Linked DNA regions of Homo sapiens: all the other regions are linked to region 5. A link is a loop called in an ENCODE intact Hi-C map of the cell type or tissue named here. Cell type or tissue: PC-9. All regions are shown on one strand. Each heading gives the region's core, and the rest is flanking DNA. Links, peaks and the distances in the headings are about the cores only.

Region 1 (6,705 bases), core at 502-5,501, 78 kb after region 5:
TTCCCATTCTTTATCCTTATAATCCATATCTGTGGCCACCCATTCCCTACCCAGAAATCCTCTCAGATGGGACTGTGGAGAACAATAAAGTGAGACTTTCTCAGAGAGTAGAACTAGAACTGTCAACTTGACTAAACAAAGAACACAATTCACTTCTAGGGTAAGGATTCCATGTAGTTCTGGCCCAGTAATACTTGATATGTGCCATGCAGTAGTAATTTTGTGTAATTCCCATCTCTCCCCTGTTACATGGCGCATTATTGCAGCCATCTTTATTTGCTTGTGTTGAGAGAAAATAATTGTTCATTAGCATATAGGTCACCAGAAAATGAGAAGCTAATTCTAGACCTCATGGAAAGGACTCCCTAATCCCTAAAGAGCCTAGGCTTTAAACTGCATGCTGAAATTGAATGAGGCTTTGGAACTACCTGGGGTTTATTTAATTTTATTCTCACCTATTCATTCCCCCACCTTCACCATTTTTGTGAAAGTATGAATAATTTATTTTTTCTGTTTGTGGTCTTTTGGCTGTGATACATGACATACTTTCTTTGATATGTAACCTTGGTCATTTGAATCTAAGTGATATACGGTCTTCAAAGGTTTCTCTCTCACCAGCCTAGCTGTATGCATATATTGAATTTTTTCTAGTGTTTTTAGGGTTTCCATGCTGAGAAGGTCTTTCTAGACATCTACGCCACCACAATGCTAGAAAAAGAAGTCCTGATTTTTGGAATCGAATTTTAGTAATCTTTGCTTTATTATCATAGGCTTTTCTCTATTGTCAGGTTTTGCTGGGGACAATTTTCTTTTTTGTGGGACAGTTTTGTTGCTTTTTAAAATTTTTCTAGTTTTGTGAGTTGAAATATAGATTAGATATTTTCAATCTCTCTCATTTTCTAACGAATGCATTTAGGCTATATTTTTTCCTGTCTGTCACTTGGCTATATCTGAAGTTTTTGAAATGTAATGACCTGAATTAGTTCTAAATGAACTATTTTAATGTCCTCTTTGTCTTGAGTTACAAACCTTTTAAATTTCTAGCTTTATGCAATGTTATTATTATTCCTAGTTGTATTACATTCAAGCGAGTGGAAGTTACTTATGCAATAGTATATAGTAATATAGTTTATATTAGTATATATATTTATATTAACATATGTTAGCAAGATATAGTAATATAACAGTATACAGCAATGGTCTGACAAAATTGTATGTGTATTTGAAAAGAACGTGCACTCTGGTTTGGGTTAAACATCTCCATACATAACTAATGGATCAAAGACCATTAAATTTTGTACTTAAATCTTCAATATTCTGACCTTTTTGTTTCAGAGGAACAAGTAAATCTCCTATTAACACGGTTTACTTATCATTTTCTGTTTGTAATATCACTTTTTGCTTTCTATATTTTGGAGTTATTTTGTTTGCTATAACTCCTGTCGTTTTGCCCAGAGATGATCCCACTGTGGCATTTCCCATGGGCTCTCTCCTCCTCCCAGCCCCACCCTTACAGGCATGTAGCCTCGTTTCCATCTTTTAGAATACTGTTGTCCGATGTATTACCTTCTCTCTTTAATATAATCCTGTCTTTTTCTTTTTTCAGTTGCTAGTCAATTGGAAATACCTCTTGTTGTTTTAGGGTAGAGGTATTCCTTTTTTTAAAAAAAATAGTTTGAGTAAAGAATATATACTGTAGAATATGTTCAATCTAATATGTTAAAATTTGAAATGCCTATTTATTCATGCAAATATTTCAGATAAAAAATTCCTAAAAAAAGTTGTTTGGTTGAGGCATGTATATTTGAAATTGAGAGATAATGAAAAATTATTTTCCAGTGAGGATATAGTCAGCCTTCTACCAAAAGAGTACACAATTGAGACCACTTCCACACATTTGTCATTAGTGATTGATATAAATCTTTTAAATATTTTCTAATCTCAAAAAAATTGCATTTTATTTGCATTAATTTTGAGTTCAAGTATAAATTCCTACTTGTACACTTTGATTAAAAGTGATATCTGGTTGGGCACAGTGGCTAATGCCTATAATCTGAGCACTTTAGGAGGCTGAGGCAGGAGGACCACTGGAGCCCTGCAGCTTGAGCTGCGGTAACATAGTGAAACCCCATCTCTACAAAAAAAAAAAAAAAAAAAAAAAAAAATTAGCTAGGAATGGTGGCACATACATGTAGTCCCAGCTACTTGGGAAACTGAAGTGGGAGGACTGCTTGAGTCTGGGAGTTTGAGGCTGCAGTAAGCTGTGATTGTGTCACTGTACTCCAATCTAGGTGACAGAGCAAGACCCTGTCTCAAAAATAAAAGTTTAAAAATTGATCTCTAAAACAAACGGATTGAATTACAAAGGGTGAGTTTGTGTTAGTCTTTTCTTTTAAAAAACTTAATCATAAGATCATAAACTTATGAGTAAGCTAAAAATCAAGTGGGCCAAATAATCAGATGATTACATTACCTATGACATGAAATAGAAAATACTGCTCATAAAAAGAATAAACAGAAATGTTTACTGGGCTGCCTTAATGTTTCAACTTTTCAGCCACAAAATAACTTAGACTTTCAAAATAAAGAAAGATATATCTGTTATATTTACACTAGTCTGAGTCCCAGTTAATTCTGGATACAGCCAACTGGACTGGGTAAATGTCTCTTCAACTCAACTGGAATACTCTTAGAATGAACTGTCTAAACATTTAAATAGGTAGTTTGTAAAAAAATTGAAAGTGGCAGGTTGCTGCCAGTATTTTATCTACAGCTCTAGATAAAGTAAATAAAAATGCTTACCACTGAGAGCAGGTGTCCTTGAATACTGTACTGCTAGAATTGAGAAGTGAAAAAAGGATTTGAACAATGCTTCCAGCACCTAAAATCATGCTGCTTTAAAAACGCACCCTATCTAAAGTCATTTTGGCTTTCCCGAAATCAGTATGCCTGTATACTCATAACTGGTATATAAGATGACCATTCAGGCAAGTCAGTTTTATCTTACTATTGTTTGAATTAAGATAAATATTTATGTTTTAAAAATTATATACCTTCAATAAGTCATAAAAGGATAAAAGCAGATCTAAGTTAAAACCCGGATTTGACTTGAAAAATTAAGTAAATAATAGTATAGTCTATTCCAATCAAAGCTTAGGAAATATGTCACAAAGTACTTTCTGTCAGAGTTAATAGGATTAACAAAGAGAGATTATTTTATCACCTCCTTAGAGTACAGGGCTTCCCAACATTTGTCCTCATGCCATTCACAGAAAACATTTGCTCAGCCCATTAGGACAAACCAATGAGGAAGCTCCCAGTCTGAGATGACCAGCCACTCCAGGACTTATGTGGCCACCAGAGGGCTGGCACGCCTGCAACCCATTGTAGTACAATGACTGGAAAGTTCTGCTTAGACTCTTCATGATCTTCCTTACCCTGTATCCCGTTCTCCCAGCCCCTCAAAATGCTATAGTTGTACTGCAGCTCTGTTCTCCATTGTAGTACTGTAACAGATAATGAAAAATAGAAGAGGGTAATGTGTAGGCGAGATAAAGGGGATGAAACAGTGTATTTTTGGCCAGTAAACTGTCTTATTTTGAGTTTGAGACTGTATACTTTCATCATTGTATCCCCTACAATCAAACACAATGCCGTGTGTATAGTTGTTGCTTATAGTTGACTGGATTGAAACTTTGGGTACCCATCACCACACCATTTTGAGTTCTTGCAATTCTAAGTGTCATAATTAGATCTTTAAATATACTTGGAAAAAGATGATAATAATTTCATAAAGGGAGATTGTGGTACTACTTACATAATATTTTGCCTTTAATAAGTCTTATGATGATAAAATCCAGCCTAAGTTAAAACCTAAGTAGTGTGGATCAAAAATAAAACAATGTACCATTTTCCCAACATTGTTAATGAGTTAGTTTTTAGATTGAAAGAGCAAGTCAAAGTTTAAACCCCAAGTTGAACTAACCCTCAGTTTTTAAACTGTAAAAAGGAAAATAGCAACAATAGTACAATAGTACATACCTCGTAAGGCTGTATATATTATAAAAAAAAATGCCTAAAGAATGCTTGTTATAGTGCCTGACACGGAGAAAACTCTTAACATTTTATCTATTACTTAGTACATCAACTTTATTCCATTGAACACATTAGCTCCTGAAATAACTTTTCAGTTTGTTATATCTCTTAACAGGTATTAAGTAAGTTCAAAGACTATAGAGTACTACAGCATTTTTAAAAAATATGTCAATGTATGGCTTTGTGTGAGCTGAACAAATTTTCCCTGATATAAATAGCACAACATGCTTTTCAAATTATCTTTTATTTCCATGAGAATGATACATTTCTTCTTAAAAATTAGTATCAAAATACATACTATTTAAATGAATTAATGTGATCGTTCATACAATCTTCTTCATACATTAAAATGTGAGGTTGACTTATAGTAGTCATATATATTAAGCCTGAACTGACTTTTTAATACAACAGTAATGTAATGGCCTCCTCTTCTTGAATCATGTGACAATGCCACTATTGAAATCACTAGTGGTAAAGTAACAATATTTATATAAATAAAAAACCTTGAAAATATTAAAGCTTTTTTAAAGATTCTGTAAAAATCTAATGATGTTATACGAAGTTCTTTTCAAGAACAAATGTTTGAGTGATAAGTAGTTGAGTCCTGCAGGAATTAATAACCAAGATTCCCTGTTCTCATGTTTACTATGTTCTAGTATAGGTACATAGGCAATAAATAAATCAGTAGATATGTATAATATTTTACATAGTGATAGGTCCTATGGAAAAGTTAAAAGTTATGAAAAGAATACAGAATTCTATGGTTCATAAGTATTGAAAATATTCACTTCTTTTTTTTAAACCAGATACAGGCTTACAAAATAGCCAGCTATTAACAGTATTTTAGGAAGGAAAAGAAGATACTCGTTGAAGAAGGTTATGTTTTGAAAGTATGTGTGACAAATGACATAAATATTCAAATAAGCATTTTTAGGAAATCCTTTAACTTGAAAAATACACAAGTTACCCAGTAAGGACACAATTAGATAATATCAGATGCATAAAAGTTTATATTTCAGTAAAACACTCTCTGTGAAAAATGTGATTTAACCTTAATCTTAACTTTACATAGGTTGTTACAGATATCAGTGTGGTCTCTGTTTAGATTTATTCTAAAATAAAAAAATGTTAACAAGTTATCAACAAGGCAGAAAACTTGAAACTTGATTTTGTTAAAGAAGGGTATTTTTTTTTTTTTTTTTTTTTTTTTTTTGAGACGGAGTCTCGCTCTGTCGCCCAGGCCGGACTGCGGACTGCAGTGGCGCAATCTCGGCTCGCTGCAAGCCCCGCTTCCCGGGTTCACGCCATTCTCCTGCCTCAGCCTCCCGAGTAGCTGGGACTACAGGCGCCCGCCACCGCGCCCGGCTAATTTTTTGTATTTTTAGTAGAGACGGGGTTTCACCTTGTTAGCCAGGATGGTCTCGATCTCTTGACCTCATGATCCACCCGCCTCGGCCTCCCAAAGTGCTGGGATTACAGGCGTGAGCCACCGTGCCCGGCCGGGTATTTTTTTTTAATTTAAGAATTAAGTACCTTACACTTCTCAAAAGAAGACATTTATGCAGCCAACAAACATGAAAAAAAGCTCATCATCACGGGTCATTACAGAAATGCAAATCAAAACCACAGTGAGAAACCATCTCACGCCAGTTAGAATGGCAATCATTAAGTCAGGAAACAACAGATGCTGGAGAGAATGTAGAGAAATAGGAAGCTTTTACACACTGTTGGTGGGAGTGTAAATTGCAACCATTGTGGAAGACAGTGTGGTGATTCCTCAAGGATCTAGAACCAGAAATACCATTTGACCCAGCAATCCCATTACTGGGTGTATACCCAAAAGATTATAAATCATTTTACTGTAAAGACACATACACACATATGTTTATTGCAGCACTGTTCACAATAGTAAAGACTTGGAACCAACCCAAATGTCCATCAATGATAGACTGGATAAAGAAAATGTGGCATATATACACCATGGAATACTATGCAGCCATAAAAAAGGATGAGTTCATGTCCTTTTCAGGGATATGGATGAAGCTGGAAACCATCATTCTCAGCAAACACACACAGGAACAGAAAACCAAACAGCACATGTTGCCACTCATAAGTGGGAGTTGAACAATGAGAACAGATGGACACAGGGAGGGGAACATCACACACTGGGGCCTTTTGTGGGGTAGGGGGCTAGGGGAGGGATAGCATTAGTAGAAATATCTAATGTAGATGACGGGTTGATGGGTGCAGCAAACCAACATGGCACGTGTATACCTATGTAACAAACCTGCACGTTCTGCACATGTATCCTAGAACTTAAAGTATAAAAAATAAAAAAAAAGTTAGGTGTCTGAAATAGATTTGGGATTAAAATTATTTGTATTTCATCTTTTTGGGGCAACTTAAAAAATGCTATTATCAATATATTCCATTCATGAATCTGAAATTCATGAAATGAAAATAAGAAATCAGTGGTTTCCAATATATCATTTTTAAGGATTCCCTTTGAAGACAAAACATTTAAAATGTATGTTAAAATGGAAAATCATTTCTTAAAAATCAGAAATTACATTTGTCTATTGTCATTTTCAGTGCTATTTAGAAAATATA
Region 2 (6,705 bases), core at 566-5,565, 170 kb before region 5:
TTCACATCTAGCAAGAGCTTTCAAGAGTAAACAGAGACCTGTTTTACTTTTGACTTCAAGGCATTTGATGCTGTCATACTCCAGACAAAATTCTTAGTTGGAAAGAAGTTAAGATACCTGTTGTTGAACATTTGTTCACTGGGATTTGGCTGTCAGCAACCTCCTCAACATTCTTTCTGGGAGTGAGTTTAGTACTCCTGAGAGTTGAAAAATATTTCTGTTTTGTAAAAAAATTGAGACTTTGGATTGTGTTTATGTATGCATATGCATGCCAACTCAATTTGCATCTTATGATCTACCAATCTGAAATCAAAAGCAATGTAAGACCATAACCAGTATTGCTGGGGACATTGCTATGACAGACAGTTTCAACATAAAATTTGAATCTCTTTGAAAAATACTTAAATGTCCTTAAAGCCAAATTATTTTATTGTTTCAATTCTTGAACTAAATCAAGATACTTTTTCTTGTTTAAAGCAGGTGCTTCCCAATGACTTGGGTAGAGAGATTAAAAGAACTACCTTGGTCAGCCAAATGAAGTCTTAGTATTTTTTTTATTTCTAAAATGTAACTATACTCCAGTGCAAGTATTGTTACTTAAATGTATTACCATCGCAGTAGTTTTAAGCATATAAGTCGTGAAAAAAAGACATATCCCACCCATCCAACATCAAAATTAGTGCCTCACTTGTCCTGGGGGTCAGACACTGGCAGAAAATTACCAGAGAGAGGGTGAGTCAGCATACAAAACCCAAGTAAGTCCATTGAATCTAAATCAAGGAAAGAAATAGTTCACATTGTTCTTCTTCTTCATAGTTTCTTTTTGAGGCAGAGAATTCTTCTAAATGATTGTTGGAACTTAGAATTACTCAAGATTATTATAACCGAGTGGCCAGAGGGATATGCTGCCATTATGTCCTTCAGCATAAAGAACTGGTGACTTCTGTAAGGTAAACTAAATGTCATATTTGTCATGAAGGCAGCAAAATAAGAAATAAAGAAGCAAAAGAATGTTATCACTGTTTTTAATGCATTTATATGGGCTTCTGTGTTGGCATTTCTAAAGCCATGAGATCCATGTTGCATCCGATGAGTGTGCTTGTAAAGAGAGATGAGTAACATAGAAGTGCACATCACAAATATGGCTAGAGGAAATATTAATGCCAAGTTGACAAGAAGCACTTCACTAATTTTCTTTATCTTTGTTTTACTCTTTTTTAGTGTGGTGTTTCTGAGGGCATCCTCTTCCACATTTTTAGCGTAATCTACCTCGACACACAGATGCAATGCTCACAGAGGCCAGAACGCTTCCCAGAAGCAGCCAAGGTATTAACTTTGGGATCCTGAATTTCAACCAAAGAAAACAGGACTGAGTGAAGCCTGAAATCTTGAGGCAGTAAAATACAGAAAGGCAAGTGGCAAACCATAGGCTGATAGAGCTAAAAAACATCCAAAGGAACATCATTGCTGCACCATAAATTATTTTGACGTAAAGGAGTGGAAAGAACACAGAGAAAAAACTTTGTACCATTAACACCATCTGCAGACCAAATCTAGACATCCCTATGCACATTAAGAGGATTTGAATTGGCATTAGCTTTCTATGTTTGATCAATTCATTACAGTTAACAATGATAAGAAATCCATTTACTGTGATCCCTGTGAAGAATTCTGCTGACATCATGATAATATGAAGAATAGCTGAAAAAGACAAGGCCATGTTTTCTAAGTAAGACAAGTCTTAGCTTTTCCTTGTAGATGGTCCTGAATACTTCCTCCAGATGATCTTGCAAATGGGAACATACAGCACCGAGAAGTCTCAACTTCTGCCAGCTTCTGTATCATGGGTAGAGCCTTACACTAGCTTTTCCTCTAAGGAAGAAAATCAGAGACTACTTTTTGAATCTGGTGCTCTTCAGATGAAACTGGAGCAATGCAAATCTGAAGATATGAATGATGGCTAGGTCTTCCAATTACATCCTGAGAAAAATTGCTCCCTTGGCACCATTCCATTCTCACTCTTGCTCAATTTTGAAAAAAAAAAATCTGATTGCAAGTATGTTTTGCTTTGGTTATTGATGTTTTGTTTTTGTCTTTTATTTTTTCCTAATGCTAAATGCTGCATCCTGAAGACAGATACTTATTTCCTATTACTGCCACAAATATCCAGTCTCAAAGATAGCTCTTTCCCCGGCACACTGTTTGACTTATAATAATTTCAAGACACTTTAATAAAATTTCCCCTCCCCATATCCTATCCCTACTAAAGGCAATTTCCTTTCCAGACTTGAAAATCAGTTCCTGGAATATAACTTTTTAATAAAAATCTTCCTTCCCCTGAAATATATCCTGTTTTCATGGCCTTCTTGATACAATGTTGACCTTATGAATAGCAAACCAGAGTTATAAAAGTAGTGCATAATTAATTCACATGATGACATCGTCCTGGGCTCTTGTTTACAAGCATCATTTCAAAAAGTAGATGATGTAAAAGCTATTAACTACCAGCAGAGGGCATAATTATCATGTTAAAGTGAGCATCATCCCTCTATTATGATTACAAGCAGGTAATAATACAACCTTGCTGAACTTCAGTTACATCAGAAGTAAAATGTAAATAGACCACTACTTTGTAGAATAAGATATGGTGCTCAAAGTGCTAAGTTCCTGGTTGGGTGATACTAACCACTCAAAAAATGTTAGCTATTAATATTATTAAATATCTGTCCTCATATTGTGCTTACCACAGCAAGAAAATAACCATTCTATATAGAAATATTTTCAAAAAAAGGCTAAATATAAGATTGTGATAGTATGGAAAATTTCAAAAATGAAAGAACTGGACTTACTACCCACTGTTTACACCAATCATGGCTTTTAGAGATCCCCTCAGGGTCTTCCATGAAATGTACATCCACTAGCTATTGAAAGCAAATGTCGATGCCACCTGTCACTTTCTCCTGCCAGCTTCATTACTTCCCCACCCATCTTCTACACATCACTGCTGTCCAAAATGCAGCAATATTGGTCCTATCCATATCTCTTCTAAAATTCTAGTTTTATGTCCTACATAGCAATTTTGCCTGTGGTTTTTTGTCTTGGCTTTTCTTCTTAATAAACCCTGACTTTGCCCAGCAAATAGTATTTGTCTTGCCCTCTAGCCTCCTGAAGGCATTCCCGCTTCTAGATACAGGTGAAGAAACTTCGGCTCCAATCCAAGCCCTAGACCAGTATCATGACTATGAGGTGAATGAAAAATAAGTGCGATCTGCATAGTTTATAACTTAATGTCCTAAGTTACCTCTCTGAGATTAGTTATATATATTAAGTGTTTACATTTAAAAGGATCTACTGAGTTTTCAAATACTGTAGACCTATACGGAATTCTGCTTCTTAGTTAAAATAAAAGTTCAATCAATCTCAGTTTTCCGTTTTTCAAAAATTCTGTTTCCGTTAATGTTTTATTATGAATGTGTTTCATTAAATAAACTTGCTGAGTTAAAGACACTTGAGCAAATGAGGGGAAACAATGCATATAAATAACCATCCAGATGATATATACATGCCAAATTATTAATAATGATGTAATGTGACTAAAAATCTTGAAATGTATACTGACTATTGGGGTAATCTTTTTCATGACAGATGTCCCTTGCTTTTTGTCTATACTGTTACAAGCCATTATGAAAATGATATTTTAATATGCCCCAATACTTCTTATTCTAGTGCAACAATAAGAATTCTTTTATATTGCAAATATCTTCACCATAATAGCCAGCATTTGGGTATTCCTTTTCTATGGTCTTTTCTTTCAAATTTCCAGGGCAAACTAGGGCAATAAAAGGTAGTCAAATATACGGAAACTCTTCTTAGCCAAAGCAAAAAACCAAAAAAAAAAAAACCAATCAAACCCCCTCCACACATATTGATTTAATTAAGATTAATTTCTCTGAAAATAATACTTTACAAGAAACATTTCATTGTTAAAATTGCACTTTCTTACAACAGCTACCTCAGAATGCATATATGGTATGAATATAACTTTTAAGCAATTCTTTTTGAATTTCACTTCTTAGATAAATACATAATTTATAAGCTATAATTTATCCTCATTGAATGTCCAAGGGCTTTATATTTTTTTTTTGCTGAGCTGTTTCAAACCACTCTGCCTTTGTCACATTCATAAAGGTGCAGCTGGCCATATGGGCTGTTGGCTAAATGATTCTGCAATGAGATTTGAATTTATCTAGAACTTGTTTCATTCTGAAATCCTGGATTCAGGCTCTCATTTGGCTCCCTATATACATCATTTAATTGAAGAAAAAGCTTGACTTTTCCAATAACTATTCTAAAAGTATAATTGACAGTAAGCTACAATTTAGTTAGTTTGTATTTGCATTTGTGATTTTCCTGTCATATGTGGACTGTTTTGCATTTGCCATGATTGAATCTCATTTTGGAAGCAGAGTTTTAATGAAGAGCTCTTTCTCAGATATAGGAAATTTAATGGTGAGTTGTACTGTCTTGAAGTTACTAATTCATAGTCTTGTTAGAGATTTGGGAAAGGCAGTGGCCAAATGAAGATAGATGGTTTTCAAATTAAGCAATGTTTGAAAGTTTTATGAAAATAACATATTTCTTTTTAAAGAAACATAATATCTATCAGGGGCACTGAATATTTATAATTCACTAAACTAAATTTCAGCTTAGTCACCTTCCAATCAATATGTATTCTTCTAAATGGTCACATGATACTTGAGAATTGGCATACTTCCAGTAGAGGGTTTCTTGTATTTTCTTTGAAAAATGTGGTAACAGAGTTTTCTGATTCTAAGACGATGGGATAATGTTTATAAATTAGTTGGCAAATTGGAATATACTTTAAATATTGATATTATGACCTGGTGTTTCCCATGCTAGAGAGCTGCTTGTTTGGTTCTTATTGGTTATAACTGCACAAGTATTTAAAAATTTTAAACAAGTACATTGACTTGTTCTACATGCCAGTGATGAGGCTAAGTACTTTATAGGTCACTTAAAGGAGACTGAATCTGTTTTCATATTTTCAGTTGAAAATACTTTTGTTTGCAATTTTTCCGCTACGCTGGCTTTGCTATTGAAGTTTTGCAGAGAGAATTGGCTTTAAAGACTCAATCCTTTATTGGTCCAAATTAATCTGCTGGATTCGTTTAATTCCTTGAAAAACACTCAAAATATTTTTTAGCCTTCTGTAAAGAACTAACCCAAAATTTCACTTACATTCTGTTTTGTTGTTATTATGTGGTCACAGGAAATAAATGGAGGAGTTTATATGGTTTAAAAAGACACCCTGGTCACACATTGGTTTACTCTCTCCTTGCTGAGATCAGACGCCAGGCACTGGAGAAACTGCATTTTGAAGGCCGTGAACATATCTTCATTTTTCTAAAGGATCAGTGTAGTCTTACTTTTATTTGAGTTTATTTCAGTATTCTAATAGGTTGTCTCTATGGATTTCAATCTCAAAGACAGACTTGTAAAATTTAATCCCTGACTTCTCTTCCCAAGTTTCTAGAATAACAACATTAAGTATCAGGTGGATGAAAAATCCAAATACAGTGATCATCAGGCTCATATTCCAAGCTGCCAAAATTATTCCCCAAATTATTTCACTTAATTTTTTGAATTTTCTGTTATTTGTAGAAAAAAGAGTTATCTCTGTTGCAGAGATAGGAAACTAGTCTTGAGATGTTAGGTAACTTACCTAAATTTAATCAGAAAATACATGACAGAAGCAGAAATGTTTTGATCTCCATATACACAAATGGATACTTCTTAGAGATATGTTAAATTGCACTCATGAAGTTAGTCTCTGAAAAAAAAGGAGGTGTATAAATTAAATTATAAAAATTATGGATACTTGATAATTACATTTTGATTTGACAATAATTTATCAGTTTATTTGCTGTAATATTAGAAAAGTAGTTTTATTCTTAAAATGTTCAAGAAATTATTCTACACACTACTATCTTTTAATTCTTACCACAAAATTACAATATTATCCGATATGCAGAACATAATGAAGTACACAGAATGAAGCTGAAGGAGAGTGCAAATACAAATTTGAATACAGGTGATGTGACTCTATCCAGAGCCCACAATGTTGACTAAAATGCTATTGTATGTTAGATTGAAATACTTTGCTCCATCAAAATAGTTTTAAAAATGTAAAATCAATGGAAAAAAATCACTGTTTAATGGCTTCAATCTTTTCCTTCCCTATATACAGAAATAGGAAAAACATAAATTTAATACATTGTCTAGGAGATTATTCATAAACTGATGAAACTATAAAATATTGACCTTGTATTGTTAGCATATCAGACTGCACCTAGATGCTATGGAACTAAGGCACCAAAGAGCAAATAAAACCTAATAGTAGATGTTCAATAAATATTGTTGAATGAATAGTGTGTGGAAAATGAGATACAACAAAATTCATATGAACTTACAGGACTCATATGAACTATAGAACTTTACATGGACTATATAACTTCTAGGACTCATACAAATTTTAATGCTAGATGGAATGGAGTTCTATTACACCATAACTATTCCTATTTAATAGAGAAAGCTATGTTGGAATCTTAAAGGTTAAGTAACTTATTCAAGATTATATCAGTCAATAGTGGCTGAACTTGTATAGGCCACTTTAATTTTCTGGGG
Region 3 (6,629 bases), core at 1,630-6,629, 950 kb after region 5:
TCTTTTAGGAGAGATGAGATTCTTTATGACAAATAGACAAGCATGTAAAGTATATTACCTATCTTGATCAATTGCTTTAATTTATGAATTGTCCTTGTAAGAAACTCAAAATACTGCTTTGTGTGTGTGTGTTTAATAATAACTTCAGTGTGGCCAATTAACTGCGATTGCCTTGCAATGACTAACTGCTTTTCTGTGACAATTTTTCTATGAGTATTTTGTGATTATAATATTGAGAGAAACACAGACAATTAGCAATAGGCGCCTGTGATTAAATTCCAGAGAATCATCAGTTCCATAAATAAAGAAAAAATTTTGTTTTGCTAAAATTCTGTTAAACTGAACAAGTATAGTTTGAAAATAGGAGCTTCCTTCACGTCACCAATGTTTTTTATGACATCTATTTCCATCTTAAAACCTCACTTGAGACAAATTAGGCACAGTTGGTACTACACTTGAAAATAAACGAGATAAACAGCTGTAATATCAAGTTAAAACCATAGTGCAAAACAAATGATTTCGTAGATACATTTGTTTTCTTCTCTATATCCAAAAAACACCATGAATTAGCAGAAATTGTGACTTTTCTGAAAAAGAAATATGCATTATTTAAAGAAAACATTTATTTAACATAAAGAGCTGAAGAGTTATTTCAAAGTACGTGAAAACTATTGTTTTGAATCTCCAAGAAAGAATTTTAACTTGAAATGAAATCAGCTTTTCAATTGCTGGACTTGGATTCATGTGCTCCTGACAGAAAAAGCTTGTGTGCAATTAGTATTTTCAAAATAGCAGCTATAAAATCATTCTTTCAACAAATGCTTGTTGAATACCTGCTGAGTACCAGGCACTGAGCTAGCTCCCCTGGGTAAAAAGGGCCTGGAGTCACTACATAAGGTGGTCAAGGTTAACCAAATATTTCACAGTCAACCACTGACAGAAAAATTCCTGGGATTCCCAAGGTGGTTCAAGATTCAAAGACAAGTCACTAACCACAGTGTATTTTCATCATAGCAAAATATATTATTTGTCAAAACATGATTTTCTGTTCCGCAGGGGGCTGCTTGGTGATGAGCCAGCCTGATGCCGACAGGTCTTGTAACCCACCGTGTAGTCAACCCCACTCGTACTGTAGCGAGGTATGTGAAAATTCATCAGGGCAGACAAGCCAGCTCCATCATGTGTCACCCCACTGTCTCTTATGCAGTTTATCTTCCTCCAAAGAAAGCATGTCTTGAGGCATAAAAATCCCATTTTAGACATCTCCTTTTATCAATCTAAAAAGTCCTGACTTCACTTGCTTTCACCTTTAGAATACATTTTCATATAATGCCAAAAGTATGTTTCTTTGTAGTTAAAAATAATAGAGGAATTATGTATAGTAATTCCCAAAACAAACCTTGTTTAAAGCCTTCTCTTCAAGTCAGGTCTGTTAGACTTCCAAAGATTCCTTGCATGGCTAGTATAAATCTTCTTGTTCTCCTGCAGACAAAAACATGCCATTGTGAAGAAGGGTACACTGAAGTCATGTCTTCTAACAGCACCCTTGAGCAATGCACACTTATCCCCGTGGTGGTATTACCCACCATGGAGGACAAAAGAGGAGATGTGAAAACCAGTCGGGCTGTACATCCAACCCAACCCTCCAGTAACCCAGCAGGACGGGGAAGGACCTGGTTTCTACAGCCATTTGGGCCAGGTGAACTGACTAGACTAGTGTTGAAAGAGAAACCTTTAGTTCTTTTAGGCAATGCCAAAGGATTAAAAAAGTGAGCAAAGCATTTTTATATGAGCTATTGATTATTTTATCTACATGCATTTATTCTGATAGTGCCATCTATTCTTCAATTTTTTACTATCATTATGGAAAATAACTCATGTTTGAAGTTCAGAGAAATGAAATTACATTCTTCTGAGAAAAAATTTTGGATCAATATAATTCAATTCAATTCCAGTCCAAAAATTACAAGTATAATTAATTTCAAATTGAACAAAGTTAGAAACATGAATTTTAAAAAATGTGTTGTCATTCAGAACTAGGATAAAGGAGACTATAAAGACATTCCAGAATTTTTCATTTGATCATAGGAACAGTAATAGTTTGACCCTTAAATAAAAACATCACTAATGCAGTTCTGTGCCAGGGCACACGTGGTAGCTAGACCAGTTTCTATTAGCCCTAAAAGTCAGCATACTCAAATACTTGGAATCTGTACTAGTGCCAGATAAACAGGGAGACAATGGAGCCTTCCCTTCTGGATAGGATGATCCAAATTTGTTTTCACATTCACAGACAGCTCTTAATGTATCTGGTAATAAATGCAAAGCCAATACAGGCAAATGCTTGAATACCTCATGATATGCTATTCTCTACTCTGCACACTTTCCCTCCTCAGTTGGATTTCATCATATGCTCATCCCTAGAACTAACCTGGTGCTTGAAAATGTGCTACATGGATTATAAAGCAGCTAATATGCCACTTTTTCTCACAACCTGGAAGAACTACTAGTCTATGAAGTAATCTCCAGGCAGAGCCAGGCATAGTCTACTTTAAAATGCCATTAGAAACATGAGAAAAGATGGAAGGAATCTGCATAGCTAGCACATCTCCATTTCTATGCATTAAGTCTGAATACTTTCCCTTATTGGAGAATAAATATTGGATTTTTAAGATATTTTAAGTGTTTGGGTGATTTGCTTTTAATCACATTATTCCTGCTTTAATTGGCTTATTTAGCTGATAGTATGATTTATTTTGCAAAGCTGACTTATCTGTGTAAGCATGGGAAACTCTTCCCTCAGTGTTTAAGACAATGGACTAGCAGACAACCAGTAGCAATTTTGACCTTCACTAAGAATTGAAGCAGATCTCCTCAGATCAAAACCAGTCCTTTTGAAAAAAAAAAGAATATTATTGTCATTATTTTAAATTTTATATATAGTTTCCCCAAAGTTAAAATTTTAAAATATTTAAAAGGTGCATGTTCTGAAAACTTAGATATTCTTTGATTTTGAAAAACCCCAAAAAACATTTGTTGAAGAAACTCTCAACAGAGATCCTCAATCGTGGAACAGCTCTTTTGATTCTAAACTGAGCTCAAATTTAAAAAATGAAAGCTTTAGGATTAGAAAGAAAGGATATTTAGAATATTAATTGAGTTTATTCCCAGCAAATGAACCTCTAACTTGATCTAACTCCGGGCAAAAAAATTCCACAGTACCAATTTCCATTTGATGCCTTTCAAATATTGAATAAACCAGAGTCTGTGTGAGGTCAATTTTGCCCAATCTATAATTTTAACACTAAGATCAAATATTTAATTGCAACAGAAAATATATGTTGATGTGAGGATCAAATTAAATTAGCCAATATCATTAATAACATCTTGTGCTTGAAGTTTATTCGGAGCATAGAACTGAGGAGTTCAAAGATGAGACCAGAAACCCAAATTACAAAAGTTCCTGTTATGTCTGATTCCATATAATAGAAAAGGTAGAAAAAAAATTATTTATAGATCCTTTTATATGTTAACCAAACCAGTTGTTTTTGAAAATGACATTGTCAGCCAATTTTAAAACACATTGTAAGTGCAGACTAGATAAAAGATTATTAATTCCATAAAATCTTAAATATATTCACTTTCATTTTACCTGGAATAAAAATGACAAAGTTTTTGTTTAAATACCTATATGCATTAACTCGAGTTTGTAGAAACTTTCTTAAAATTGCATTTTTCATCTTTTCTTCTCATTGCAATTCTCAAAATACACTGAAAATCAGAAGAGAATGTTTATATAGCATTACACATGTATTGAGTTTGAAGTAAAATTGAGATGAAAGGCAGCTGAAGTTTAGCCAAAGAAACTTGAAATCTGAAGTCAAACATTTATAATTTTTCAGTTCAGTTTTCCTTGATAGCTTATCTTTAATGAAGCAGAATCTAACTCATAATAGCAGCTTTGCATTAATCATTAACTGTGCTGAAGCAATAATTCTTTTCGGGTTTTGAAAGAAATTGGTCATATATGACTGATCATTGGTCATAGTTAAAGACTGCCTCATGTATACCAGACTAATGTAAATTAATAACTAATATCCATTCTTCTTAGATGGGAGACTAAAGACCTGGGTTTACGGTGTAGCAGCTGGGGCATTTGTGTTACTCATCTTTATTGTCTCCATGATTTATCTAGCTTGGTGAGTGTTTAAATAATTAAAAATCCAAAGAGATACTTAATCGTAACACAGAAACAGCAAACTAATGTCTCAAATAAGTACTCTACATTTATCTGGTGTTCACATGAATTTCTAAATAAACATGGCTTTAGTCCTAGATGGGCTAAAAGCTACCAAATCTGAGCCATTTCGTTTCTAAAGATGAGCAAGAGCTTGCTGCAGGTCATCTTCTCGAGTATGTTCTCTTGCATACTTTCAAGAAAATATTGCTTTGTACTCAATATGGTGAACTGTAGATTTTTATATTGAATTACTAATGGAGGAAGATATTACAGTAATACCTAATCATATTCAAGTATCTTCTAAAACATGTATAATTTATAAATTATGCATTATTTATAAAGGTTTCTGGCCAAATGAAAATGACCCTACTATGATTTTATTTCTGTTGTTAATACTAAAAGAATCCCACTTGGATAATTTATCTTTTGTAGGGTAGTGAAACACTTGAAGTTTACTTAGAGTTTATTCAAAGCATAAAACTGAAATTCAAGATCAGAAAATCAAATTCTAAGGTAGATAGACTTTAGGCAACGCAGGCAACGAGGCAATTTCAGTTTATCAATTTGCTTTTACTTTTTTTTCGCTTAAAGCAATCAAATTTACAATTAGAAACTGATTTTCTTTCTCCTAATTCCGAATTTTTTTACAGCAAAAAGCCAAAGAAACCCCAAAGAAGGCAAAACAACCGACTGAAACCTTTAACCTTAGCCTATGATGGAGATGCCGACATGTAACATATAACTTTTCCTGGCAACAACCAGTTTCGGCTTTCTGACTTCATAGATGTCCAGAGGCCACAACAAATGTATCCAAACTGTGTGGATTAAAATATATTTTAATTTTTAAAAATGGCATCATAAAGACAAGAGTGAAAATCATACTGCCACTGGAGATATTTAAGACAGTACCACTTATATACAGACCATCAACCGTGAGAATTATAGGAGATTTAGCTGAATACATGCTGCATTCTGAAAGTTTTATGTCATCTTTTCTGAAATCTACCGACTGAAAAACCACTTTCATCTCTAAAAAATAATGGTGGAATTGGCCAGTTAGGATGCCTGATACAAGACCGTCTGCAGTGTTAATCCATAAAACTTCCTAGCATGAAGAGTTTCTACCAAGATCTCCACAATACTATGGTCAAATTAACATGTGTACTCAGTTGAATGACACACATTATGTCAGATTATGTACTTGCTAATAAGCAATTTTAACAATGCATAACAAATAAACTCTAAGCTAAGCAGAAAATCCACTGAATAAATTCAGCATCTTGGTGGTCGATGGTAGATTTTATTGACCTGCATTTCAGAGACAAAGCCTCTTTTTTAAGACTTCTTGTCTCTCTCCAAAGTAAGAATGCTGGACAAGTACTAGTGTCTTAGAAGAACGAGTCCTCAAGTTCAGTATTTTATAGTGGTAATTGTCTGGAAAACTAATTTACTTGTGTTAATACAATACGTTTCTACTTTCCCTGATTTTCAAACTGGTTGCCTGCATCTTTTTTGCTATATGGAAGGCACATTTTTGCACTATATTAGTGCAGCACGATAGGCGCTTAACCAGTATTGCCATAGAAACTGCCTCTTTTCATGTGGGATGAAGACATCTGTGCCAAGAGTGGCATGAAGACATTTGCAAGTTCTTGTATCCTGAAGAGAGTAAAGTTCAGTTTGGATGGCAGCAAGATGAAATCAGCTATTACACCTGCTGTACACACACTTCCTCATCACTGCAGCCATTGTGAAATTGACAACATGGCGGTAATTTAAGTGTTGAAGTCCCTAACCCCTTAACCCTCTAAAAGGTGGATTCCTCTAGTTGGTTTGTAATTGTTCTTTGAAGGCTGTTTATGACTAGATTTTTATATTTGTTATCTTTGTTAAGAAAAAAAAAGAAAAAGGAACTGGATGTCTTTTTAATTTTGAGCAGATGGAGAAAATAAATAATGTATCAATGACCTTTGTAACTAAAGGAAATCAAAATTATATGTTGATTTTTCTTTCTCTCTGATTTCCCAGTTTCAGATTGAATGTCTGTCTTGCAGGCAGTTATTTCAAAATCCATAGTCTTTTGCCTTTCTCACTGGCAAAATTTGAAGCAATCTCTCTCTTCAATGTATGATTTCAAAACTAAAATTTTAAAAGAGAAGAATAAATATCTTATCCAAGACTTCATTGCATATCTAGAGCAAGAGTGGCAAACTTTTTCTGTAAAGGACTATATAGAAAATATTTTCCACAAGGTCTATGTTGCAACTTCTCAACTTTGCCATTCTGCTAATGCAATCTTAGTAAATAAAAGAATGAACATAACTGTTTTCCTATATAACTTCCCTTACAAAAACAGCCAGTAGGCCACCTTTGCAGGTCATATTTTGCT
Region 4 (6,705 bases), core at 1,172-6,171, 890 kb after region 5:
AAAGAAATTAATGTTGGTAGGTTCTTTTTAAAATCCACCTACAATAAAAAGAATAAAATACTTAGGAATAAATATAACAAAATAAGTTCAAGACCTGTACACTGAAAACTACAAAACATCATTGAAAGAAATTAAAGATCTATATAAATGGAAATGAATTCCATGTGTCTGAATTAAGACGGCAGTGCTTCCAAGTTGATCAACAAATTTGACACAATTCCTATCAAAATCCTAGCTGCAATTTTTTGCAGAAATTGACAGTCTAATTCTAAAATGCATATAGAAGTTTGACTCAAAATAGCCAAACCTATCTTTAAAAGGAAAAACGAAATAGGAAGACTCACACTTCTGGATTTCAATACTTGCTTCAAAGTTACAGTAGTCAAGACTATGTGGTACTATCATGAAACTAGACATGGAGATAAATGGAATAGAATTTACAGTTCAAAAATAAATCGTTACACTGTGGTCAACTGATTTTCAACAAGGGTGCCACAACAATTAGGAAAGAACAGGTTTTTTCAACAACTGAAGACAGGATAACTCAATAACCACATGCAAAAGAATGAAGTTGGACCCCTACCTTTTATCATAAACAAAAATTCACTCAAAATGAAACATACACCTAAATATAAGAGCTAAAACTATTAAATTCTCTTGAGAAAACAACTATAAACCTAGATGACCTTGACTTTGGTAGTGGATTCCTAGATATAATACCAAAGCACTAACAACCAAGGAAAAAAGATAAACTGGACTTCATTGACATTTAAAACTTTTGTTCTTCAAACAACACCAAAATTTTAGAGACAATAACAAGTTTGACAAGAATTCATAGAAATTGGAACATGCGTGCATATCTGGTGGAGTATAAAGTGCTGCAGTCATTTTGGAAAACAGTTTGACACTTCCTGAAAAAGCTAAGTGAGTTACCACATAACTGAGCAATTTCACTGTAATGTATATATTCAAGGGAATTGAAAATGTATGCCCACACAGAAGCTTGTAAACAAATGTTCATAGCAGCATTATTCATGATAGACAAAAAGTGAAAACTCAAATGTCCATTAACTGATGAGTGGATAAACAATGTGAAATGTCCATACAATGAAATATTATTCAATCATAGAAAGGACTGAAGAACTGATACATGCTATAACATAAATGAACCTTGAAAACATTATACTAAGTGAAAGAAGCCAAGCCAGGCATGGTGGTTCACACCTGTAATCCCAATATTTTGGGAGGCCAAGGATCACTTGAGGCCAGAAGTTCCAGACCAACCTGAGCAACACCGTAACACCTCATCTCTATAAAATATATATATATATGAAAATTCGCCTGGCATGGTGGTGGGCACCCTTAGTCCCAGCTCAGCTACTTAAGAGGCTGAGGTAGGAGGATCTCTTGAGTGCAGGAGGTCAAGGCTGCAGTGAGCTATGATGACACCACTGCACTCCAGCCTGGGTGACAGAGTGAGACATCTCTAAAACAAAAAAGAAATAAGATCACATAATGTTTTACTTCATTTATATGAAATGTCTAGATTAGGCAAATTCATAGAGATAGAAAGTAGATTCATGGTTGTCAGGGGATGAGGAAGGGGAAAGTAGGAAGTGGCTGCCAGTAACCATAGGGTTTATTTTTGGAGTAAAACAAATGTTCTAAAATTAGATGGTGATGATGGTTGCACAACGCAGCAAACATACTGAAAACCAAAACATGGGGTTATTTTTATGGAATATGAATTATATCTCCATAAATTTTTAAAAATCTACCTAGAGTTGCCTAGTATCAATTGTTTACATTATAATCATTGTCAAAATCGAATCTCTGCTGTTGAGATAAAATGGCAAGGCAGAGTGTTTTCTTGTACCAAGAACACCTTCTCTCCACATTCAGACTATTATAGAGGACAACCGTGCGTTTCATTCTTGACTAGAGGAATTTTGCTGTTTTCACATGTTTGCCTTGAGAATAATAGTGTTTAATTGATATTGTGAAATGGCAAGTTTGTAGTTAAGAAGTATTGAAAGAAAATACTCCCATTTCCCAAAACAAATCTGTGCACTATTAATCGAATTGGTTGGATGATTTGATGGAATGAGTACTGGATTAGACCTCAGAAAACTTTTCCCTGTCTCTTACTGTGTAACCTTGGACTCAGTCAGTCATCGCTCTGCATTTGTTTTCTTACCTGCCTGTTAGAATGTCAATACTTGCACAATTCATACATAAGATTTTCAAGAGAATCAAATGGATATAAGATGTGAAGATGCTCTGAAAGTGACAGCATGTAAAACATGAGACATTACTTAACATCCTGCATTTTTCTTCAGACTTGATTTTCAAAGAAGGAGAAACGCAAGATGCTAAGTTAAATGGTTCCTTTTGGGTATTGAGTGAAAGGGACTGGGATTTCTTAAGAAAGAACGTTGCATGGACTCAGAACCCTGAACTTGTGTGACATTAACAGATAGGGTTTTATAGAAAACTGTTATAATTTTTTAATGTATCATTCTGTCAGCATGAGAATGATATGGCAGCAGACAGGTTATTGTCAATTAAACACGAGCTGTCAGTCAGAAATGTTGAAATATGGTGAGCATGAATCCTAAGCAGATCACATGGCAGCTGCTCAACTGTTATTTTAACAGAGTCACTGTATGTATGTGACATTTCCCTGCAGAATTTAATTCAAGTCCCTTACAACAGAGACACCTCTGCATTTGCATGCTGCTGTCAAGTCAGTCTTGGACCTTCTAAATGACCTAGAATAGTGGGTGGTAATGGGAGAGTGACAGGTGGAGGAGATGATTCTTGTCTCATTTTCCTCTACTCAGGTTACATTGAGGAGGCCTGCATCATCCCCTGCCCCTCAGACTGCAAGCTCAGTGAGTGGTCCAACTGGTCGCGCTGCAGCAAGTCCTGTGGGAGTGGTGTGAAGGTTCGTTCTAAATGGCTGCGTGAAAAACCATATAATGGAGGAAGGCCTTGCCCCAAACTGGACCATGTCAACCAGGTATTTTCTATCATTGACAGTGTTAAGATATTGTTGAGATTCACAATGATCTGATTTTTTCTCCAAAATGGAGAAGAGGAAATAATAGCTATTGAATAAAAAATTGACCCATTTTTACCATTAGAATGCCTGAATAAATACATACATGTTATTAAAATTTCAAATTAGACATATCTGTATTCTCTGGAGATTCCATACCTTGCAAGTATATATGAATATGTATGTAATTCAATGGGGAGAAAAATGACACCTATCTTTGAAATAATGTCAAGGTATTTAATCTGTCATAAGATTGTATCTAACATGTAGGCTGAGATTATCTCATTCTTATAGTTTCCCCAAACTGTCAGAAAAGACATCTCAATTACCAAATGCTTAAATTAAAATCAAAGAAATAATATGGGTTTTGGTCTAAAATTAGGAAAAATATATACTGTTTATTTAAATGTGTTTGATATAAAACAAACTGAGAAAAAGAAATACAAAGATGGCCTCAAAATCACTGTAAGTATGCTATCAATTTAGTCATTGACCATTTTCAATTTTATTTGGAACTCTGACTTTTGATGCATTCTTTCTTACCTGCTGTTAATAGTTGTCGTTCTGTTCTATTAGAGATAAAAAGAAAAAGCCTAATGGAGGAATTGTGACTGATTTAAATGGAATGTAACATAATCAGACAATTATTACCATGTTTGGCCTATAAGTGAATTAGCAAAGAATAATTTCATTTATTATGTGTGGGTGTTAAGTTGTGTATTTGAATTTAAATCACAATCAAATGAATCAAGTCCTTAAATATGTAGAATTGTTTCATACATACATAGACTCATTTTAATCTCTAAACACACTGCTTACCTGTATACATACTTTCCTTCCCAGATTAACATAACTTTGTTCATAATAAAAGTACATTGTAGAGAAAACAGAAAGAACCTTGGAATTAAGTAAATTAAGATGAAGATCGTGAAGAATTAAATTCTATAAAAAGTACTCTAAAGAGTCTTGATTGTTCCCCAAGTGAAGTTGCTGATTTTATCTTTATGTGCAATGGAGGGTAAATAACACACTCCCTTGCTGCCATCTACTGGTAGTTTAGCTTCCATGTCACAGAGCATTTTGCATTTCTAAGATGCTAAGGAAATTTCCAAAGAAAATTCAGTTCAGCAACTATAATTATATAACTGCAAAACAGAAAAACTGAACTAAAATGTTTATAATACAAAAGAATATTTCTCTACAAATTTTGAAACCTTGAATTTTCAGTAGCAAATTTAAATAAATTATATATGACTCCCAATCCTAATAAAGAGAAATTCTACACATACTCATACCTATTTCACTTTAGCGTGTATGTGTACACCCAGTCAGATATGCAATTAAAATCTGTGTTTTCCTCAGATTTTCCTTAAGTGAATTTCCAAAGGTTCAAAACCTCAGGCCAAGTTGTCTTTGCTATTCCTAGTGTTTGGCCTAAACCATTTGTCACTTTCCAACTCTAATATATTCTGATGCAGTTTGATAAGGGTATTGTGACTTGGTATCGGTTGACTGAAGGCTTACTGAGACATTAACAACTGAAAAATCAAAGCTAAAACAAATAATAAATTTTTGAACATTTGAGCCTAAATGTTCTGCATAAAAATAGAAACTTCTATGAATTTGTGTATTAAGAAATTTAGGGAAAATAAAAATGTAAAGTTTTGTGTTAATGTTGAAAATTGTAAATCACATAGGTGTTTACTACAATTATATGTTCCTCAGTAAAATAATCAGAAGCATTGGCTTGAAAACAGTCTCTGAGTTTCTATTTTTCTAGCTGAGGAAGGAAGTACTCAAATCCTCATTTTCTACAAAACAGATGAACTGATTAAGGTAAATCAACGGATAGATCAATCTATAAATATACTGATAGACAACAGTACATTGACAAGTTGGATCACAAGTTATTTGCATCATATATCAATTTCCCATGCTATGTATTGTGAGGTCAACTCCATTTTCTAAGATTTCTCCATCCTGCCCATCTAATTTTCTCATTGGCTCTGCTATTTACAATACCCATTTGTGTATCTTACTTTTTAACATTAATAAGTAGTTGTGTATTATCTCCTGAGACCTAAGAAAAATGTTCTAATATTTTACCAAAAAAGTAGGTTTTTACATGTAAGTAATAATACTTGAAACTTACCATGTGTTCTTCTCATAGCATACTGACATTTTCACCTACCTTATTTCTCTCCCTTTTCATCATTCCTGTTGAACACCACTCCAGGCACAGGTAAGAACTCTTAAACCTCATGCTTTTTGATAGAATCCTTCTTTTCTTAAATTTCCTGATTTCTGAGAATACATTTCTCTTCTTGCTTTGTCTTTTATGTTTTACAGGGAGAAAATGTCATATTTTCCATTAAAGAATTTTTTTCTATAACTGTTTTATTTTTCTTTTCTATCATAGTTACCTGTGTTCCTACATTTCATATCCCTCATTGTAATATCAAGGACTGAGGTGAACAAGAGTTGGGGAGAACAAGTTTCACTTCGCTAATCTCGACAGGCAGTGACACCCATTATTAATGGTCTTGTGCTTTTCAGAGGGAGAAGGAAAAAGTGCAAGTGGACTGAAAATGGGTGGGTTGGAGATTGTTCTGAACTGATGGGTATTCACTTCAGTACAGGAGTTTAAAATAAAAGCCATCAAAGGATTAAGAAGAAGAGCATTTCTCCTTCAGTTTTTCTTTTCACTGCAAGTTGTAGGGTAATGTTTTATCCTGTGCTATTTAGTTCTATTTTTAATACAGCAACTAAATGTGAATATAATCACTTATGGCAATAATTGCAGAATTTGACTCCAACAGTGCATTTTTTTTTTAATGTTTTTTTTTTTTATTATACTCTAAGTTTTAGGGTACATGTGCACATTGTGCAGGTTAGTTACATATGTATACATGTGCCATGCTGGTGCGCTGCACCCACTAACGTGTCATCTAGCATTTTTTTATTCCTCTTTGAGACAGGTCCACTTTATTCATTTTACTTAGGTTTTTAGTTCACTAAAATTGGCACAAAAGAATGGCTGCAAAGGGCTATTTAAATCTATCTTTTCTAGAATTCATTACATAAAAAGCTATAGTTTCTCTCTTCCCTTTCTCTCTCTCTTGCTCTCTGTCTCTGTCTCTCAGTGTGTGTGTGTGTGTGTGTGTGTGTGTGTGTGTAAAATAAGGGATAGAGTTGGACTATCACAGATTAGAAAAATACTTTCAAAGAATTTTATTTAATGCTTGAGTCAGCTTGGTTGCAATGGATTAAGTGCCATTTATTTCCTTTATTTAGTCATTCTTCTCATTGAAAAAAGAACATAATTGGTTCATTGTACTAAAAAAAAACCTGAAACCAAGCATACCACCCCAAATGTGGGACTGAAAGGCTTTATGGACCCTGGAGCAGAGACAATTTGCCTTGTTTCATGTGGCCCTCACTGCTTGGGCTTGTACACCAATATCAGACTTTGCTTCCAAGCCTTAAATGATTGAGGATTAGTTTTAAGATGGCTTTATTTCATATTGTTTATCTTTTTAATTTAGTTTCCCATATGATACACACCAAAAATCTAAATTCTCATCATTATTTATAGTTATCTGGAAAATAGGCCAAATTATATTTATTTGGAAAACAGCTATGTT
Region 5 (6,705 bases), core at 927-5,926:
GGCTGCACAAACTGACCTGTTTACAATTCTTGTCAAGTTTATTTCCTCCAGTTTTCAGTTTGCCTCACAAGGACCTCATCATGTAACACTTAAACTCTTTGATGATGTTGAAAATATGGGCAGCATCCTTGACACTCTATTTCCTTTAAACAGTCATGGCTTGTAATGGCCAGGACAAGTTTGCAGCAGACAGATATGTTGGATTGCTACCTATCCCTGGCAATGAAGAGTGGGAAACTACCCTCAGTTTTCCTAATTTTCTATCTTTTTTCTAACAGCCCCACTTTAGTGGAAACTGCCTCCCCTTTTCCAGGTGGGAGCCATCGAGTTAAGGTTTTTTTTTTTCTTCCTTTGATTCAACTCAATAGACATGGTGGTTAATTAAAAAGATACAGCATTCAAGACAAGAAGTGAGGCTGGGTTTAATGGGAGCCAGGAAGCAATCAAGAGACTCATTCTTTTCTCTTTCTGGACCTGCATGGATTGTCTCTTCTTGGCCTCTCTGTAAATCTTTAATTCTCTTTGCCCATTGCTGTTCTTTATTGATTTTCCTCAGGATTCAATGTAGCCAGCAGATCAATGTGATGATCTTTCTGTTCCAATTACTGCCACCCATTGACTAGAAGACATGACATTTAGTTCAAAAGTCTTGGCTGAGAAAAATCTCACAGAAATTGGTACCACTGGATGGGCGTGAACCAGTGACCATCCCTAGGCAATCAGCCCAGATCAGGGCCAGCAGAATCATGGCAGATGGAATTGGCTGTTTGCTAAGTTATGGTGAAGCTCATTATATTAGTTCATTTTCACACTGCTGATAAAGACGTACCTAAGACTGGGCAATTTACAAAAGAAAGAGGTTTAATGGACTCACAGTTCCACGTGGCTGAGGAGGTGTCACAGTCATGACCAAAGGTGTCTCACATGGCGGGAGACAAGAGAATGAGACCCAAGTGAAAGGGGTTTCCCCTTATAAAACTACCAGATCTCTTGAGACGTATTCACTACCATGAGAACAGTATGGGGGAAATCATCCCCATGATTCAATTATCTCCCACTGGATCCCTCCCATAACACAAGGGAGTTATGGGAGCTACAATTCAAGATGAGATTTGGATAGGGACACAGCCAAACCATATCATTCATGTTCTGAGTTGGGAAGGCAACAGTTCTAAATTCAGAAAGTTCTCAGAGCTTGGTTGTCAAAGATTTTCAATTTTTGCTTTATTTATTGAAGGCAGGTAAACTAAAACTACTATGGACAAATATTTCTGTCAAAAGACTGCTAGGTATGATAACCTCTTCACTCAGCATCCACTTTATTTTCATAATTATTCAATAGCACACCATAAAAATCAGAAGTGCTTTCCTGAGTGGAAGTAGATCAATTATGTGATTATCAATTAAATAAATTAAGTGGGGATAATTAGAAGAAAGAAAACCAAAATGTATTGAGCGTGATGCTAGGGATTTTAATTAACAATCTTTCAGACAATCAAGTTTTTGAGAGAAAAGATTTCTCTCTATTTTACAGATGACAACACCAAAGCCTAGAGAACTCCAATTGTTTCCTAAATACCCTGCTGCTTACACTTTGCCGTGATTGTATTTGAATGCATATCTGACACCAAGGCCTATTAACTACATGCTATCATCTATTTTTAGAAAAAGCCAAGAATGTTTAATGGCTCAAGATCACTTGATAATTTATTAAAGATATTTCTTTCCGCTTTTCAATCCACATTATGGGTTAATAAAAATATGCCTGTTAAAATGAGGTATTTAATTTATTTGTTGGACAAAAATATTTTGAAAAAAACTCACTTCAAGAAGAATTTGAGAATTACCAGTTTGTTTTGTTCTAGCTGTGGATATACATTTGTATGTGGAGAGGTGTCTGCGAAGAGCACCATGTAGAAATAGAACTGGAGGCAGGACAGCTGCAGGACACATTGCTGTGAGGCTTCAGAGTCAGGTGCACCTGGATTTTAATTCGATCCCAGATCCTGGCTCTAACTCACCACAGTTGTGTGTACTCGCACAGAGAACTTTACCTCCTTCTATACGTGAATTCCCTCATTTGTAAAATGGGGATAAAAAATATTTACATCATAAGAGTACTGTGTAATTTTAAATTTAAAATGAGATTATTATTGATATGCTGTGGCTCTGTGTGTGTCCCTATCCAAATTTCATCTCAAATTGTAATCCCCACTTGTCGAGGGAGGGACTTGGTAGAAGGTGGTTGGATCATGAAGGTGGTTTCCCCATGATGTTCTCGTCATAGTGAGTGAGTTCTCACGAGATCGAATGGTTTAAAAGTGTGGCACTTCCCCCACCCCGTCCTCTCCTGCTGCTGTGTGAAGAACGTGCTTGCTTCTCCTCCGCCTTTCGTCATGATTTTAAGTTTCCCGAGTCCTCTCAGCCATATGGAACTGTGAGTCAGTTAAACCTCTTTCTTTATAAATTAGCCAGTCTCACGTAGTTCTTCAGAGTGGTGTGAAAATGGGCTAATATAATTGCAAATAATTTTTCACAATGGTTGTTATCTAAATCCCCAACACATGCATTTTGTTATTTTTTGTTGTTGCTAAAGATGAATCAGTCATACCAGCTGAAGAAATGACAGGAAGACTTCTCTGTTTGGATTTTAGAGTTTTCCAATGATTACTATATGTTGGTAATTTTGTTCACTGATTAACTTTAAAAAGCACTAATTAAGATGTGAGATTAAAAACAAAATATGCAAACATGAACTTTAAATAAGCTCTGGCATACAAGTAGTGAGAACCAGACTAAGAAGGCTAAAGGTAGCTGGCATATAATGACTCAAATTGAGAGCTGAATGCGTGCCAAGCTGTGTTCTAAGTAGTTAACCAGGGTTAAGTTGATTCCCCTCCGTATTCACCTGTGTAGTTCTTTGGACTCTAGCCATCAGCCTCCAAAAAAGACCCTTTTGAACTTAGTGGGCCCTCGGCACTTTTGTCTTCACAGACCCCTCTCTCCATTTAAAAATATCAAAAAGTATATTTTATAACTGGGTTGATATAAAGATGAATACGTTAATATCATATATTAAAATAGTTTATTTGACCTAAAAGTTTTTTAATACTGATTTTAAAAGACATGAAACATTTTTGTGGGCCTTTAAAAATACTGTGGGCCATAGCCGATGTACCTCCCCCGCTGATCAAAATGGGGCCCTTCCTGGCAAGAGTATTGTAGTCTTAAGCATACCAGTTCAGAGACTACAGTACTCTTATCAACGGCCACTGCAGATGCTTTGAGAAAATAAAAGAAACGGAGGACAAAGCAGGTGGCATTCCAATTTATTTTTTTATTGTAAGGACAGACTTATACATCATTGTTGAAAGAATTTTAACCTGTTTTAAACTTCTGTAAAATTGTTTCTACTGCCAGATGAAATTAGCTTATTTTGCCTGCAGATGGTGCTAGATCCTCAGTTCCCAGGTAACACATTTTGATAAGAGAAAATATTAAATATTTAAGGCAAACATGACATTTTTCAAAAATAAAATTCTTCATAATTAATATGACATCAGTTTTTCCTGTGAGCCTAGAGTCTTAGTTATACCTGATAATCTCCAATAATTATAGCCACTTGTCTGAGAGCAGTTAAAAATTCTCATTGTGCTTGTAAAAGATACTACTTTCCTTCGAAGATTTGGTGACTTAACTGAATCCGTCTGAGATTAAAATTTCTCTGAGTAATATTAGGTTGGGCAGAAAACATTTTTTACTTCCTGTATACATTGAACTTGGAAAAAAACTGTGAAGATAGCCAGTACTTTCAAATATTTCAAGATTATGCCTTTTCCCCTGTCACTGAGAAATAGTAAGTCAATATGTAGCACACCCTGACAGAAAATAAAGTCTTTGTAAGGGATAATGTTTTCTTAAATATGCTTCTTCAGACAAAAACCATAAGTTTGTCTGAAGTAAGTGGATTTCTCCCAACTATATATCTGGACATGACTGTATCTAGAGAGTCTTTGATTAGAGACACTATGAGCTTAAGAACAATAATGAAACTTACTGGACATACACATTATAGTGAGAATTATCCCAATTTATTTTCTAATTTCATAGATGATATACAGGTGATGATAGATTAGACAAATAGGTATAGATACAATGTATATAAAGTAGATTCTATTATCAAACTTTAATCTTCCTCACCAAGGAATTGGTTATAATCCTCGATAATATGGTCAAGCGATATTGTTAGGGTCTAGTTTGGTTTCGTCTAAGATCTCAAGATAATCATCTGTACTTCCTTCAGTGTTTTGTTTTAATGCTGCCCAAGCTAAGAGGTTCCTTTCTTTGTTGAGGGCTCTGATTACTAAATGAAAGGAAATTCTTACGGCTTGTGTATGTGTCTTTAGGCACCAAGACCTGTCAATTATTTTTTGTGGACAACTTTGATGCTTCCTCCTACATTAGTTAATGGAGATGGTGACTGTGTGATACTTCATCTCCCTGATCTGTCTGCCTATTACATCAGCATTCTCTGATGATGCATTCTCACTGCTGGCTGATATTTTCTGAGGACTGTAGGAGGGGAGGATATTAGTTTTCAACCCTCTTCTTGTGAAAATAATCAATTATTCCTTGGGTTTTGACCTGAGATCTATCTCCCCATATCAAAGAGTCAAGCCATTTCCAGTGTAATGCCATAAAATACCCCGGCTGCAGCATTACAGATGAAGTAAATTAAACATTACAGACAAATATATTCTGACCACTCATTTCTAATAGTGATTGGCCTACATAGAAGACTTGAAGGATACTGGCTGGTTCAATCCAGGAAAATATTGCAAGGCAGCAACAGAGTTTGGTTTAACATGTGGGTACTTACATAAATCACAGGCAAATATTTTGAAAAATATACTTTTATTTTATTTTCATTTCTATAAAAGAAAAAATAACTAGAGGAAATGGAATTTTGTGCTACCAGAACAAAACCTAAATTGCTCACTTTGAGGGTTGTCTCTGGGCTGTCTGCCTGGCTCTGTGTGTGGAGCAAGGGTGAGATTTTTCTAGATCCATAGGGCTGAACCAAGAGGAGCAATGAACTAGAGAGGACAGAAGGTAGTTTCCAGTTAATGATCAAGTCCTGATGCATAATATGTTCAAAAAAACTTCCAGTCTTAGATTTGCACTAGAAAGGAAGAGGGTGACAAGGAATTTGTTGTTTTTTCTTCTCAAATGAGAGAACAGAGATCTCAGACAGAGTAATACCTGTCAGCACTGCTTGAGTGACTTATCTTCCAGCCACCGTTAAACCGAACAAGGAAATTTATATATCTCATTGTTTTGAGCACTATTGTTGTCTTCCAAGTGGGTAAATATTGAGTGTCCACCAAAATGCCAAAATTCATTTCTAACCTTTGTGGGTAGGCAGATTACAGGCTCTGCCAGTACCTGTTAGTAAGCAGCAGTGAGACAACTTGCTAGAAAAAGAATGTTAGATTTCCCCACCATCAGGGAATACTAAAATGATGAGCATGGTTAAAAATAAATGAGTAACCAGTTTTTAGCTTCTAATAGAACACTCATGCTGAAAATACACATGTAAGATTTTAACTAATTAGGCCTCAAGCTCTTTTTAAAAGCCACATTGCAATTAATTAAAATGACTGCTACTTATTTTTTAAAAAAACAAGGTAAATTTTTTATTATACCTACCAAACTGTCAGAGAAAGTAAACATGCTTAAACTCCCATATTACAGTTTTTGTTCTGAAATAGATAAACTATACAATCAACTTTATTTCTTTTTTCTCAAATTTATTTTTAATTGACATAAAAGTATATGTATTTGCCATGTATAACACGATTTGTAGTATATATATGTTGTGAAATGGTTAAATCTAGCTAACTAGTGAATGCATTACTTCATATAGTTGTATTTATGGTGAGAACACATAACATCCACCTTCTTAGCTTTTTTCTTATTTTTAAGTTGCTCATTTGAGTTGAAGTTGGCCTGAATACTTCAGCTAATATTGAACAATAATTGAATTAGATTAACAAATACAAATTAAAATCAAGATGTGTAACCTTTGAGGACCAAACTTGAGTTATTTCCCCTTTAAGAGCAGTGCTATAAAAGGAGACCGATCAGTGGAAATTTAGAAATAGCCATTTAAGAGAGACAATGCTTAGAGTAAAATTCTATCTCCAAAAACATTTATTGTAGCATGGTTTTTAATATTAAAATTTAAAAATAAATTATATGTGATAAATTAACAATTATAAAATAATAAAATGTTAAGTGATCATTAATAGAAAAATAGTTATATCATTATATTTCAAGCCATGAGATTTCTATATAGCCAATAAAACAATCATTAATGTAGAGCTATATCTTATATTGTATGAAGATGACTATGTTAGATGAAAAGATGAGAGAAATATTTCCAGACAATAAATATAGTATACTCCAATTTAAAAATGCATATGTTTTCATATGATGGGGCTCAGAAAACAGTATTTTAAAATGAAGGCCTCCGCAGCAGCCTCAGAGCAAAAGTTTTTTTCTGACCTTTTCCTGTTCCCCTGTCTCTCAGTCGTGTTCTCCCTGGAGGCTAGCCATAAAAACTAGAATCTCTCTTCCCCAAGGCAGGTCACAGAAATCAGAGCCCCTTTTCTCCAAAGCTAGTCATAAAACCTAATAATATTA

The links. A loop is a pair of places that touch in the nucleus more often than their neighbours do. Peaks named below come from ENCODE experiments on the same cell type or tissue, not always from the same donor. Only the 100,000 strongest peaks of a DNase experiment are listed, where the experiment ranks them.
Region 1: a loop joins it to region 5, with 2.2 times the contacts of the local background. A loop is called at or near these places in 6 of 110 quality-filtered maps.
Region 2: it touches region 5 in a loop (3-fold over the local background); 9 of 110 quality-filtered maps call a loop at or near these places.
Region 3: a loop joins it to region 5, with 13 times the contacts of the local background. A loop is called at or near these places in 10 of 110 quality-filtered maps.
Region 4: it touches region 5 in a loop (9-fold over the local background); 67 of 110 quality-filtered maps call a loop at or near these places.

What each region holds. Positions count from the first base shown.
Region 1 is chr7:12,240,983-12,247,687 of GRCh38, reverse strand. TMEM106B (transmembrane protein 106B) reads right to left here. Exons shown (of 8, transcript NM_001134232.2): 8 at 4,321-6,705. Among named protein-coding and RNA genes, the nearest start is that of TMEM106B, 33 kb to the right of the region's middle. In PC-9, for the core only: CTCF peaks have their summits at 3,141 and 3,343 (motif pointing right); no DNase peak of the experiment used is centred there.
Region 2 is chr7:12,486,110-12,492,814 of GRCh38, reverse strand. It overlaps LOC105375156 (a long non-coding RNA gene), which reads left to right. Exons shown (of 8, transcript XR_001745093.2): 5 at 817-950; 6 at 1,222-1,326. It also overlaps a transcript of C7orf78 not described here and the pseudogene TAS2R2. Among named protein-coding and RNA genes, the nearest start is that of C7orf78, 15 kb to the left of the region's middle. In PC-9, for the core only: CTCF peaks have their summits at 2,337 and 2,540 (motif pointing right); a DNase peak (open chromatin) is centred at 2,484.
Region 3 is chr7:11,374,140-11,380,768 of GRCh38, reverse strand. It overlaps THSD7A (thrombospondin type 1 domain containing 7A), which reads left to right. Exons shown (of 28, transcript NM_015204.3): 25 at 1,057-1,139; 26 at 1,489-1,699; 27 at 4,112-4,199; 28 at 4,891-6,629. The coding sequence ends at 4,975. Among named protein-coding and RNA genes, the nearest start is that of PHF14, 400 kb to the right of the region's middle. In PC-9, for the core only: no CTCF peak of the experiment used is centred there; no DNase peak of the experiment used is centred there.
Region 4 is chr7:11,425,264-11,431,968 of GRCh38, reverse strand. It overlaps THSD7A (thrombospondin type 1 domain containing 7A), which reads left to right. Exons shown (of 28, transcript NM_015204.3): 14 at 2,844-3,022; 15 at 5,298-5,303. Among named protein-coding and RNA genes, the nearest start is that of THSD7A, 400 kb to the left of the region's middle. In PC-9, for the core only: CTCF peaks have their summits at 3,897 and 4,104 (motif pointing left); a DNase peak (open chromatin) is centred at 4,088.
Region 5 is chr7:12,319,226-12,325,930 of GRCh38, reverse strand. No RefSeq gene overlaps it. Among named protein-coding and RNA genes, the nearest start is that of VWDE, 81 kb to the left of the region's middle. In PC-9, for the core only: a CTCF peak has its summit at 3,460 (motif pointing right); no DNase peak of the experiment used is centred there; H3K27ac peaks cover 1,170 bases.